Regions from separate parts of the Homo sapiens genome. Here region 1 is linked to region 2. The links are chromatin contacts, found by Hi-C or POLR2A ChIA-PET in ENCODE. All regions are on one chromosome and are shown on one strand. The core of a region is the stretch at or near the end of the contact, and the rest is flanking DNA. Distances in the headings are between cores, read along the strand shown.

The links. Hi-C counts contacts between places; a loop is a spot of excess contacts on that map. ChIA-PET counts read pairs that join two places held with the same protein, here RNA polymerase II (POLR2A).
Region 1: a loop to region 2 is called in a map of posterior vena cava, with 23 times the contacts of the local background. The contact joins two enhancer-like sites. A Hi-C loop is called at or near these places in 1 of 168 maps with a recorded cell type or tissue (posterior vena cava). POLR2A ChIA-PET finds 5 or more read pairs at or near these places in 1 of 52 experiments (MCF 10A).

The regions. Positions count from the first base shown.
Region 1 is chr15:78,101,200-78,108,580 of GRCh38, forward strand. SH2D7 (SH2 domain containing 7) reads left to right here. Exons shown (of 6, transcript NM_001101404.2): 5 at 1-359; 6 at 2,266-3,163. The coding sequence ends at 2,316. CIB2 (calcium and integrin binding family member 2) reads right to left here. Exons shown (of 6, transcript NM_006383.4): 5 at 4,540-4,735; 6 at 3,407-4,133. The coding sequence ends at 4,112. Among named protein-coding and RNA genes, the nearest start is that of SH2D7, 12 kb to the left of the region's middle. RefSeq lists an enhancer at 2,829-2,898. Within about 2 kb of position 2,737, at least 7 of the 41 ENCODE cell types and tissues checked have a DNase peak (open chromatin) inside an H3K27ac peak, as active enhancers do.
Region 2 is chr15:75,917,329-75,923,875 of GRCh38, forward strand. It overlaps FBXO22 (F-box protein 22), which reads left to right. Exons shown (of 7, transcript NM_147188.3): 5 at 1-66. Among named protein-coding and RNA genes, the nearest start is that of FBXO22, 17 kb to the left of the region's middle. Within about 2 kb of position 5,248, at least 3 of the 41 ENCODE cell types and tissues checked have a DNase peak (open chromatin) inside an H3K27ac peak, as active enhancers do.

The sequences.
Region 1 (7,381 bases), core at 1,487-3,986, 2.2 Mb after region 2:
GATGTTCTGATGCCATGGGATCCCTGGGGGCTACCTGGAGGCAGGAGTTTCCAAAGCTGAGCCAAGAGGCTCAGCCCTGCTCCCAGGGCAGCTCTGCAGATATCTATGAGTTCATCGGGACAGAAGGCCTCCTGCAAGAGGCCAGGGACACACCAGACCAAGAAGGCAGCACCTATGAGCAGATCCCAGCTTGCTGGGGTGGCCCAGCCAGGGCCCCACATCCTGGGGCCAGTCCCACATATAGCCCATGGGTCCATGGCTACAAGAGGATCTCAGGGACCCCAGAGCTCTCAGAGCCTGGGAACACCTATGAACAGATCCCAGCAACCAAGAGCAAGGAGACTGGACGGACACACAAGGTGAGCTCCATGATGGGGTGGGGCGGCTCCCAGCCCTTAGAGAGCACCTGGTGGTAGGAGACAACCTGAAGCCCCCAGGCATAGGCAGGTCAGGTCACCGCCACTGCCTGGAAGTACACAGAATTTTCCAGCCCTAATATCTGCCTAGAAGTGGTGGTGGTGGTGGTGGTGGGAGAGGCAGCTGCTAGATTTGGATGTAAGATGGGGGCTTCCAGGCCCTTCTAAGGGCATTCTCTACAGCAGATCAGGGTTCCCATCCCCTCCGTCTCAGCCTCTGCAGGGGTCTTAGCGCCTCTGGGAGCAGGAGAATGGCCCCTTTGCTCCTACTCCCTCACCTTGTAGCTTTGGGCAAGACAAATTCCAGGACAACCAGTTAAACCTGAATTACAGATAAACAACAAATATTTTTGAGGCCAGGCATGGTGGCTCATGTCTGTAATCCTAGCCCTTTGGGAGGCTGAGGCAGGTGGATTGCTTGAGCTTGGGAGTTTGAGACCAGCCTGGGCAACATGGCAAAATCCCATCTCTATGAAAAAATACAAAAAATTGCCAGGCGTGGTGGCCTGTAGTCTCAGCTACCTGGGGGGCAGAAGCAGGAGGATGGCTTGAACCTGGGAGGTTAAAGTTGCAATGGGTCAAGATTGCACCACTGCACTCCAGCCTGGGAGACAAAGTGAGACCCTGTTTAAAAAAACAAACAAAAAACCAAACCAAAACAAAACAAAAACCATTTTAAAGTATGTCTTAAATACCACAATTATTCCTTTGTTTATCCGAAATTTAAATTTAACTGGCATCTATATTCTTGTTTAGCAACCCCACCCAGGACCTCCATTTCCTCATCTGTAAAATGGGCTGATCCTCTGCTTGTATCCAGGGGTAGGTGCCCAGAGGATAATGCTAGACACCCTCTCCTGCTCAGAACACAGCCCAGAGAGGGCTCTTGATGAACAGAGCTATTATTCTGAGGATCTCTGGGGTGGTGGTGGTGGTAGTGGTGGTGGTGGTATTGGTGGCAGAGGCAGCTGCTAGATTTGGGTGTAAGCTGGGGGCTTCCAGGACCTTCTAAGGGCTTTCTGTGCAGCAGACCAGGGGTCCTTTCCCCTCCCTCTCAGTTTCTGCAGGGGTCTGATAAGTAAGGAAGAGAGGGGACCAGGAGTGTGGAGAGCGGTGGCCAGGAGTGGGGCTGGTTCAGGGTTCTCAGGGAGGCAGATGAACTCTCTGGAGCCCTCGGTCCCAACTACACTCTGCCTATACCCAGAGACAATAAAACCTGAGAGTCCCTTCCCCATGGGCAAGTCCTCTGATCTCAGTCAGGCACACGCGGATCTTCCTGCCTGGGCTCCTGGTGGAAAGATCTTCCTGGGAAGTGCTGACGGCTCCTCCCTCAGGGCAGGGCTGTGCCCACACACCCCATGGATAGCAGCCTTTGAGATCCTCACTCTCTGGGGACCACAGACCTGGCAGTGGAGACCCTCAGAAGCCACATCCCATGTCTGCTCTTTCCCTGCGGCTGCCCCATGTCCTCTCCCATCTCTGTGGGCCTGGGTACAGCTTCACCCCACCCTACCTCGGACACCAGTGCATCCTGAGGCCCCCAGCTGTGGGTCAGGGGAGACCAGGGCACTCCAGGGAGGTAAGGTGAGGCTCGCCACCCTTTCTACCCTCCTTCTTCCCCTTCTCTCCTTAGCCAGAAGAGGGTGAACCCTGCATCTGAAATTGGGGAGCTAAAGGTGGGATTTCGGGCACTGGGAGAGGCTTGTGGAATCAACTATCAGAATTCCAACCTGGCCTCATGTCCTAGGCTTGGGCCCCCAACCCAAGGTCAATGAGGGGTCCTCGGAGCCTGGGTCTTTCCCTCCCTGTCCAGCGACCCCAGGCCCCAGTATCTCCTCCTTCCTTGCAGCCTGACAAGCTTCGGAGGCTCTTCTTCACGTACAGGAAGCACAAATTCTGAGGGCCTGGCATCCGGCAGCCCACCAGTGGGTTTCCTGGTACCCAGGCCATGCCAGGGGTTATCGCAAAGGCCTCAGCTCACTTGAAGGCACCCTTTGGATCTTGAGACTCATCCAGCCTGCTACAGAACTAGGCTCCGAGACAGCCGAGGTGCCTGCCTGAGAGCAGGTGGAAGAGGACCTTGCAGGTGCCTGCAGCTCCTGGCTATGTCCTGCTTTCCTTGTGCCTCCCATCCATGCACAGGAGGGACTGGAGAGGAATGAGATTGGCCAAAGGCAGGGGTCACCACCCCCATTTCCCAGATAAGCATGCTGAGGCCCAGGCAGACTGACTGAACCTGCCTCCCACTACTGAGCACTTACCGAATGTGTGGCAGGCTGTGTGCTAGCACAGACACCTTTCTAACTGGCCAAGTGACATCATGCAATTGCTACCGAGAACAAAACCAGTTCCCCTCCTTGCGGCCCCATCAGCGAAAAGGAGGGGAGGGCCAGAAGCCACATCCTCTGCTTCAGGCCTCTTCGCTCCAGCTGTACCCTCAGGTCAGGCTGGCTCTTCCTGGAACTCTGTCCCTCAGGAAACTTCCTGTTTTGTGTGTCACTTCCCTTCCTATCCACATGTCCCCTTCTCTATAAGGGTGGACAGCTGGCTTGCTACCCCACTCCCAACAACCCCCAGGCCTGGGATGCAGAAAACAGGACTGATCATCTCCAGAGAGAACACCATACGTGCCCCTCCTCCCTGCCCTGACCCTGGGCAGAGCGGGCTCAGGTTGCATTTGTGGGAAATCTACTCTTAGTGACCACTTGGCTATGCAGCTTTTCCTGAAATATAGGCCTGTAAGAGTCCCTCCCTCCTTGGGGGTTTAAGGATTGAGACTGAAGCAACTGTCCCTGTGCCTGAGTGGTTAGCACTCCCAAATGTTAACCAGAGATACTGTCAGGGAATTCACGGAAGGTTCGGGGCATGAATGTGTTTTCCTCCCGATGGCACACGCACTGAAATCAAAGTTAGTGCCTAAAGCAGGAGGCACTGCCTAATGCCGAGAGGTGAGACACCAATGGTGGGATTTCAAGGATCAGAAGCAAAGGTACCCTCAAACATTTCCTAACATTAGCATACATGGAGAGCAAAGGGATGCAAAAGTGTTTTACTACCAGGAGTTCACAAATCTGTGGACAGCACACCAGTGAGGATTCCACGGTGTTGGGGAGGCAGGCAGGGTGGTACTCATGACCCAGAGGCAGAGACAGGAGCAAGAGCCCTTGGGCCCACTGCACCCACAGCTTCACATTGTGAAGGAGGCCGGGAGAAGGGGAACAGGCAGGGGTGGGAAGCAGCCCAACCTTGGGTTTTGGAAAAAGATTGCATAGCTCGTTAAAACCCTGACCTCTTTTTTTTTTTTCCGCTCTGTCCTGGGTGACCAGGGTGTCTGCCAGCACTTGGACACGTCAGACCCCACCACCTCCTGTTGGGTTATCTGCTTTTCCCTCTTTGGGGGGGTGGGGAGCATTTCTGGAGTAGGAAAGGACTGGGGCATGGGGCGGGGTGCGGAGGGCCTGGAGAGAGGCCATGGGTCCCGGGGCTGGACCACAGCGGGGCTGTGGGAAGGGTCCTAACCTTCACAGGCCCCCTTCCTGGTTAAGGTTTTTTTTTTGCTGAAAGGGCCACAGGATATATTTGTGGTGTAAACCCCAGAGGCTGCCACTGCTTTCCTGGGGAGCTTGGAGGCCACACCCATGTGACTGCAGGGCAGGATGGTGGACTTCTAGGCCCCTACAGCCTCGGCAGTGTCCTCAGATCCGGATGTGGAAAGTGCTAGAAAGAGAGAAAGGGCAAGAGAGGGTGAGAGGCCCTGGGTCGGGCAGGTAAAGGCTCCTCAGGGAAAAGCACAGCAGGCCCCAGCCCCATGCTGGACAGTGCCTCATTAGGGAACCCTGCATAGTGGATGCAGGTAATCAACACTGGGGGAAGACGGAGGAACAGCGGTGCCCAGGGAGTTCTGCCCCCACTTATCACTGAAGGGGCCCCCAGGTCTTCAACCTTCCCCCTGCAGGGGACAAAGGCCAGTCACACGTCTAGGGCAAGGGTGGCTTGAACGTGACCTCCTGCTTCCTGGCCGCACACCACTGCTCACAAATAGCGAGTGATAGGGGCCTCAGCCCCAACATCCCGGCCTGCCCTGCTCTGCCCTGCCCAAGCCCGGCCCCTGTAGTGGCAGCACCTGAGGAAGTCAGGGGCCTTGGCAATCATGTCCTCGAAGTCAGCAAAGCCCAGCTTGCCGTCACCGTCCAAGTCAGCCTCCTCAATGACCTTGTCGCACACAAGCACCACCTCCTCCTCATCCAGCTCTGACTTAGTGAGCCGGGCCAGCGTCAGCTCCAGGTCCTCCTTGCAGATGAAGTTGTCAGTGTTGAAGTCTGTAGGGCAGGGGTTGGACATGTTCAAGTCCAGGCTGCGTGCACCCAGGGACCCCTACACTATAGCTCTTCCTCCTAGCTGGCCCCACTACCTCCACCAGCTTCTGATGTCCCCAGAGCATCTCCATGCACACTCTTGGGATACTGGATCCCTGCCCCCAAGAGGGCTTACCCACCAGGCATCGCTTAAACACCCACATCCACCACCAACAACAACCCCACAATGACTAAACCACATCCTGAAGCAGGTCAAAAGTCCAAATCTGAGGTTTCCTGAGAACTTCAGGCTTAGGCCAGATAGCCCTTCCTGGCCTTAGCCCACAGTGGACCCAGTGTTCCCTTTAGACTTCTAGAGCTAAGGAAACTAAGGCCCAAAAAGGCCATGCGATTGAATCAAGGTGGGAGAGCCACTCGGAGATGGAGCAGGGATTCTGACTAGGGCCTATGGGACTCTAAGACCCATGTTTTCTAAACTGCACCCCGTTGCCTCAGTGGTGTGTGACCAGAAGACACGGTGGGTCAGGAGACTCAAAATCAAAAGACCCTTAGAGAGGGGCCTGTGCCTGGCCTTTGTGCACACAGAGCAGGGAACATGGTTTGATTCTACCCAGCAAAAGGCACTACCACTGCCCCAAAGCACAGCAAAATGGTTCAGAGGACCGAGCCATGCCTGGCCACATCAAAGTGAACTCTCTCTTCTTACATTTTGAGCCCAACTACCAGATCTGCGCATGTGCTGTTTCTTCTGCCTGGGGTCCCTTCCCAGCAAACTCCTGGTCATCCTTCAAATTTTGGCTCACACATCACCTCCCAGTGGCGGGGCTTTCTAGCGATAAGGGTCCTCTTCCCCGCAAATGAGCTTCTGTTGCCCATTGGCAAACTCTGACATTAATGGTAGTGACAAAGACCCATCATGTGAGCATTATATGCTCTTTCTCATTTAATTTTCAAAACAAAACTATGAGGCAGGCACAATTGAATCTCCACTATACACATGAAGAAACAGAGAGGTGGCCAGGCGCGGTGGTTCACGCCTGTAATCCCAGCACTTTGCGAGTCCGAGGTGGGTGGATCACGAGGCCAGGAGATTGAGACCATCCTGGCTAACACGGTGAAACCCCGTCTCTACTAAAAATACAAAAAAAAAAAAATTAGCCGGGCGTGGTGGTGGACGCCTGTAGTCCCAGCTACTCAGGAGGCTGAAGCAGGAGAATGGCGTGAACCCAGGAGGCGGAGCTTGCAGTGAGCTGAGATCGCACCACTGCACTCCAGCCTCGTTGACAGAGCGAGACTCTATCTCAAAAATAAAAAAAGAAACAGGGAGGTGAAAAGGAGAGGTACCTGCCTGAGGTCACATCCCGGTCATTGTTGGACCCTAGAGCCCAAGCTCTTGGGGTGACTCTGCCCTGTCTATCTCTGCAGAGGCCTGGGCACAACTCTAGGGTATGCGTCAGGGAGTATTCATCTCTGCCCATGGCATGGGACATAGCAAATCTCTGGAAAGATTTGCTGGCTGGCTGGCTGAATTCCTGTGGCCATTTAACCTGAGTAAACTGAGGCTCAGAAGTGAGATGATCATTGTTGCAAATGAGGCCCCAGGCCTCCCCAGCGCCAGACTAGGAGGGCCCTGGCTGCCTCTCCCCACTCCACCCCCAGCCTAGAGCAGCAAGGAAGCCACAGTTCTTCCATGTATTCCTGTGCCCACCCGGTCCATGCGATCTGCACGCCCCTGTCTTGGGCAGACAGCAGCCCGTCCCAGGAGCAATGCTATGGGGTCCAAGACCGGGCGGATGTTGGGTGGAATCTGAGAAGCTTTTTACATGAGCCATGTGGGCATAGTTTGTGGAGGGCAGACTGGCAGGTATTTTCTTTCTAATATGCAAGCAAAACGTGGGTGCACAGACAGAAACCAAAGTCCTCTGAAATAAACATGATAACTAGAAAGTGAAACGTCAGTCTGGGCGTGGTGGCTCACACCTGTAATCACAGCACTTTGGGAGGCCAAGGCAGGCAGATCACCTGAGGTCGGGAGTTCGAGACCAGCCTGACCAACATGGTGAAACCCCATCTCTACTAAAATTACAAAAATTAGCCAGGTGTAGTGGCGGGCACCTGTAATCTCAGCTACTCAGGAGGCTGAGGCAGGAGAATCGTTTGAACTTGGGAGGCTGAGGCAAGAGAATCGCTTGAACCCGGGAGGCAGAGGTTGCAGTGAGCCGAGATCACACGATTGCACTCCAGCCTGGGCGACAGTGGGACTCTGTCTCAAAAAAAAAAAAAAAAAAGAAAAGAAAAGAAAAAAGAAAGCAAAATGTCAGCCCCTGATAGGCCCTGCTGCCTTTGGGATCCAGTGTCTGATCAAACGTGCTGAGGACAGGAGCTTTGACCTTGACTCTTCAGGTCCAAGTTGGGTCCCAGCCCCTTCCTAGGCCTTAGGCATCTCAACTGAGGTCTATCTGAGGATTTGACACCAGTCCCCATGGGTCTGTCAGGCCAGCAGAGGGGGTGAGCTCGTGGGTATGAAGTTTTCTCCCTGTGGCTGTGGGAGAAGCATGAGTCCTTGGCTCATGAGTGCCCGCCGCCCTCTGGTGGCTGGTGAGACAGCCAGCCTGAGGGCAGAGCTGGGCGGGGTGAATCCAGGTGGCC
Region 2 (6,547 bases), core at 3,998-6,497:
AACCCTTTCATTTTATTAAGGATCCAAAGAATTTAACATTAGAAAGACATCAACTCACTGAAGTAGGTAAGTTACTTTTATTTATCATTAACTGCTCATTTTATTGATTAATTTTGTTTTCTTTTTAATTCTGGCTAGTTGGTGGATATTAGGTTCCTTTGGGAGAATCTGAATTAAGTACACCTGTCACTGGAGATGTGGCTAATTCAAACAGGTGATTCACAGAGGCCAGTGTGATACATGTTTGGTAGAATTGATTTACTTTTTAAATTATTTTACTTGCATTAAAGCCCAAGAGAACCAGAGATGAAAAATTTTTCATAAATACTCTGTTGATGATAAACTTGTTTGTATTTAGTTCTGAATTTTAAGGAATTCTTGCTCTAATAGTTTATTTCATTTTGCTCTATTTTTGTTTTGTTAACCTTTTTTATTCTAGTAACAAGCATTTTAGAAGTTTTTAGAATACGCGGGTTAGTTCTTTGTGAACTAATTAGAAAGATGGGAACAAGTAAAGTGACCCTGATGAGTCTTAGGAAATATATGAGTTAAGGCAAGTCTATCAAGCAAGGGGTGTGCTGGGAAACATCCTGCAGGTAGTGTGGATGGAGCCCTGAAGTGAATTTGAAGAGGTAAAGGGTTGGCTTAATGTCTAAGCTTGGATGGGAAAGCTTAACTTAATATAGTAAACAACAAACGAATTACTCAAGGAAAGCAGCGTTTAGCCTTTTATCTACATCTGCAGATGGACTGATTGAATTCACTTCATTCATTAAAAATCACTGTTGGCATAAAAACTATTCAGTGGTAACACCTCATTTTTGCATAGATCAGCCAGCCTATAGAGATAAACCTCTGTTATTTGAAATGGGACTTAAACCAGCTGGAGTAAAAAATTGTGTAGCAGCAAAGGTAAAATTTGTTTTACTGATGAGGAAAAAAAGGGGGTATACACATTGAGACTAGTTTTTACAACTATCCCTGACAATGTGGAAAAAAAAAAAAAACTTGCAAGTCATTGGTGGATGGGAGGGGAAGCACAGAACAAGAGGCATTAGCAGCAAAGACTCAGCCGGGAACCTCTTAATAATGTGGAAGAGGGTGGTCAGGTCAAAGTAGATGGTGGAAAGTCTCAACAGCCAGCTCTGGTGTGACACAGGGTAGTGTAGCTATTAAGAATGCTGACTTAGAAATGAAATCAGTATGTTGAAGAGATATCTGCACTCCCATGTTTATTGCAGCACTGTTCACAATAGCTAGGATATGGAATTAACCTAAGTGTCCATTAGCTGATGGTGGATAAAGAAAATGTGGTATACATACATAATGAAATACTCTTCAGCCATAAAGGACATCCTGTCATTTGCACCAGCATGGATGAACCTGGAGGATGTTAAGTGAAATAAGCCAGGCCCAGAAAGACAAATAGTGCATGATCTCACTCATGTGTGGAATCTAAAAATGTTGCTCTCATAGAAATATAGAGTTGAATGGCAGGCACCAGGATCTGGGGTGGTTGGGAGGGGCTTTGGGGAGATGATGGTCAAAAGATACAAAATTCGTTTTGGAGGAATAAGTTCTTGAGGTCTGTTGTACAACATGGAGACTATAGTCAGTGACCATATATTCTTTTTTTTGTTTGTTTTGGAGACAGAGTCTCACTTTGTTGCCCAGGCTGGAGTGCGGTGGCATGATCTCAGCTCACTGCTACTTCTACTTCCTGGGTTCAAGGGTTCAAGTGATTGTCATGCCTCAGACTCCCGAGTAGCTGGGACTACATGCTGTATGCACCACCATGCCTGGCTAATTTTTTTTGTCTTTTTATTAGAGATAGGGTTTTACCATGTTAGCCAGGGTGGTCTCAAACTCCTGGCCTCAAGTGATCCACCTGCCTCGGCCTCCCAAAGTGCTGGGATTACAGGTGTGAGCCATCGTGCCTGGCCCATATACTATATTCTTGAAGAATGCTAAGAGAGTGACTGTTAAGTGTTCTTACTACAAAAATGGTAACTGTGAGATAATGCATATGTGAATTAGACTTAGCCCTTCCACAATGTATATATACTTCAAAACATGTTATACATTGATAAATACATACAATTTTATCTGTCAGTTAAAAAATAAATAGAAGGTAGTCAACCTTAAAAGATTGCAGGCTTGTAGCTACTCTAGTTCTGCTACTTTCTGGCTCTCCAGTTAGGGCAAGTTTTTCAATTTTTCTAAACCTCCATTTTCCTCATCTATAAAGTGGAAATAACTAACATTGAATTCACAGAATTGTGAAGATTAAATGAAATGACTTTCATAAAACGCTTAGCAACAGTAGATTGTAGCTAGATGCTAGTGTTGGCCTCCACCCTAGGCAGGCTTTACTGTGTGTCACATGGGCCCTTCATCTGCAGTGTGGCCTTGTAGTTTGTGGGGGGAATAGTAGGGTTCTAAGTGTCCTTAGCTCATTCAGAAGCCACATGCCAGAGGAGCATACATGTGTCTGGGCTTGAAGTGACAATTAACGATGGCCAATGTTTATGGAGGTACTGTATGCCAGATACTGTGCTGCGCAGCACTTCTAATCTTCACCACAGCTTTGCCAGACAGAATTCTTTATGGAATATTTTTGATGAGGAAACTGAACTTTAATGGCAGTAGAGAGTTAAGGCTCTTAGGGTATGTAAATAGCAGAGTTAGCAGAAATGTTAAAGCTATTCTAAATTAAGGATGCCAAACTTCCTTTGGGAAAAGGTCAGATAGTGCCCTTAAAACTGACCCATTGTTAAGTGTAAAGGCAAAATGAATTTTAGGAGCAAATGTGGCTATGTGCTGAGCTTATGTGATTTTGTAATAACATAATGAGACTTGATATTGGTAGGCTAGCTGGAGCGAACAAAGTTCAGCAAACTAGGTCTTTTTCAGAGTTGGTCAGGTGGTTAGCAAATAGTAGGTCTGAAACTCAAAGGAATGGCTGTGGTCAGACATGTTGGTTTGAGAACCATTTTGTGTGTTGCCTGGCAGTCTGCCTGTAAAAGCATCAAGTGTCATTGAAGGCCTTGGAGTAAGCCAGTCCAGGGCAACATAGCCCAGATTCTGGGAAGATTTATGGCAGCAAATTTAGTACAAGGAAGGAAGAAGATGATCAATGTGTTGATGTTGACGAGATGACTATCTATATTCAATTGGCTCATAATGTAGAACTCCTACATTAATTTTATTCAGGCTGGTATGGTGGCTCATGCCTGTAATTTCAGTACTTTGGGAAGCTGAGGCGGGAGGATCGCTTGAGCCCAGGAGTTCGAGACCAGCCTGGACAATATAGTGAGACCTCACCTCTACAAAAAAACTAAAAAACTAGCCAAGCATGGTGGCACGCACCTGTAGTCCCAGCTACTTAGGAGGCTGAGGTGGGAGGATTGCTTGAGCCCAAGAGGCGGAGGTTGCCGTGAGCTGAAGTCACGCCACTCTACTGCAGCCTGGGTGACAGAGTGAGACCCTGTCTCAAAAATAAATAAATAAATAAAAATTTATTCAGCATGTTAAAGGTGACATAACTGGATGTAGATTCTGTCTCAGTGACATTCCAGAAAAGGTATGAAGAATACATATACAGTCATATGTTGCTTAATGACGGGGATGAGTTCTGAGAAATGCATCTTTAGGCAATGTTGTTGTTGTGTGAATGTCATAGTACTTACACAGACCTAGATGTTACAGCCTACTATATGTGTAGGCTATACAGTGTAGCCTATTGCCCCTAGACTACAAACATGGACAGCATGTTACTGTACTGAATACTGTAGGCAGTTGTAACACAATGGTAAGTATTGGTGTATCTGAACATATCTAAACATTAAAAAGGTACAGTAAAAACATGGTATGAAAGACAGTATACCTCTATAGGGCACTTAACATGAATGGGACTTGCAAGACTAGAAGTTGGTGTGGGGTGAGTCAGTGAGTGGTGAGTGAATGTGAAGGCCTAGCCCTGTATACTACTATATAGTTTATAAACACTGTATGCTTAAGCTACATTAAATTAATTGAAACATTTTTGTTTGGCCGGGCACAGTGGCTCATGCCTGTAATCCCAGCAGTTTGGGAGGTCCGAGGTAGGTGGATCCCTTGCGATCAGGAATTTGAGACAAGCCTGGTCAACATGGTGAAACCCCATCTCTACTAAAAATACAAAAATTAGCTGGGCATAGTGGTGTGCGCCTGTAGTCCCAGCTACTGTAGGCTGAGGCAGGAGAATCGCTTGAACCTGGGAGGCAGAGGTTGTAGTAAGCCAAGATTACACCACTGCACTCCAGCCTGGGCGACAGCGAGACTCTATCTCAAAAAAATAAAATAAAATTGTTCTTTAATAATAAATTAACTTTAGCTAGACAAAAAAAATTTCCATTTATATCCTTATTCTGTAAGCTTTTCTCCACCTTTAATTTTTTTTTTAACTTTTTAAGCTTTTTGTTAAAAACTAAAACACAGTCACACACATTAGCCTAGGCCTATACAGAGTCAAGATAATATCACTGTCTTCCACCTCCACATCTCGTCCCACTGCAAGGTCTTCAGGGCAGTAATACATGTGGAGCTGTCATTTCCTATGACAACAGTGCCTCCTTCTGGAATACGTCCTGAAGGACCTGCCTGAGGCTGTTTTACAGTTAACTTTTTTTTTTTTTTAATAAGTAGGAGGGGTAACCTCTAAAATTACAATTAAAAGTATAGGATAGTAAATCATAAGCCAGTAACATAGTCATTCATTGTCATTGCCAAGTATGCATTGTACGTGATTGTATGTGCTATACTTTTATACGACTGGCACTGCAATAGGCTTGTTTACAACAGCATCACCACAGACATTTGAGTAATGCGTTGTGCTACACATTAGGCAGTAGGAATTTTGTAGCTCTGTTAATCTTCTGGCACCACTGTTGCATATGCTTACTGTGCGTGTCACCACGCCTGGCTGTCCTTGACCAAAGTGTTATGTGGTGCTTGACTGCATAATCATAACCCAAGTGAGTATGTGAGGTGTTCTGTGAGAGCAGAATGGGTAGATTGCTGTAGGGGTTCTGCCAGTGGGAGGGATCAAGGAGGCTTCCAGAAGCAGGTGGTATTTAAGCCCTTGAAGGATGGGAAGCATATGAGAGATATGGATGAGTAATATCACTGGCTGAAGGAACATAGAAACACAGGCACAGAGCCAGGAAATCCCAGAGCATGTTGGAGAAATAGTAATCATTTTGCAAGCAAAGGTTATGTGCAGGGAAGTCATGGGAACAAAGGGTGGGGCGCATTCAGGCCAGGCTAAAGAGTCTGGGCTTAGCTCCTGTACACAGAAAATGGTAGCTGTTACTCAGATGTCATCGAGCAGAGGTGAATGTGGCCCTCCTGTGTGGGGAGACACTGGAAGCGGGAGACCACTTTAGAGTCCAGGCAAGAAATAACACTAGGGCATGAGGACTAGGGAATGAATTGGAGGAAATGAACAAATGATTAGATGTGAAAGAGAAGGGAAGCCTCAGTAATTACTTTTGAGTTTTGATCCTAGGAGACAAGGGTGATGGTGGTGCAGAGACCAGAAATAGGAACACTGGGACAGGAGGAGCGGGATTGGGAGAAGAAATTGGGAAAAATCAAACCCCATTAGAGATGCTTGTTTTGGCTGTTGATTCAGTGCTGCTGCTAAAGGTCATATGGCCAAACCTTTTGTGTGCTGCCTTTTTTGTCCAGAGAGGTGACATAGCTGTTTCCTGGGCAGTACTCTGTCCTCTGTCCACCTGAGCATCCTGGGAATCTTTGATGAGGCCCTGATATGTGGCACTGGTTGAAGCTAGGACCCTAGTTTTGTCAGTTTATAAGAGCCAAAATCTTGAGCAGCAGAAACCCTTTTGTGATAAAATTGCTATATTTGTTAGATCATATTTGCATTATAGTGCCAAGTATAGGAATGAGAAAACTGGAAGGAAAAACAACCCCAGAATTATTGTGCTCTGTGAAGCTTTCTTATAGGTGTCCTTTCCTGAGCTGCTTGATGTCAGCAGTTTTGGCTTATTCCAAGGCATCATTTTCTTCTGGAAATTGAAGCTTTGCCCAGCTTAAAATGGCCATCTTCATTCTTTCACTTGCTATCTTGTGTCCTAATTTTAGGTAGAGTTGGCCTTCCATATCCATGGGTTCTGCATTCATGGATTCAGCTAACCACAGATCAAAAATATTTGAGGGAAGTGCAGCAAGAAGCCAGGTTTCTAAACACAGGAGTGGCATAATTTGATAGATCTTTTCAAAATAACACTCTTGCTATGATGTGGTGATCATTTTGGAGTACAAGAGTGGATGCAGGATTAGCTTGATTTAGCCATTCAGTAGTGTATATATATTTCAAAACACCATGTTGAACATGATAAATATATGCCTTTTAAATTTTTCAGTTAAAATAATTTTTTTTAAAAAGTATATGCAGGAGACACAGACTGTTGTAGTGGTTAAGGAAAGAGGAGATGGCAGCTTGGAGCAGGGCAGTGGTGAGTGGAGTTGAAGAGAAGTGAAT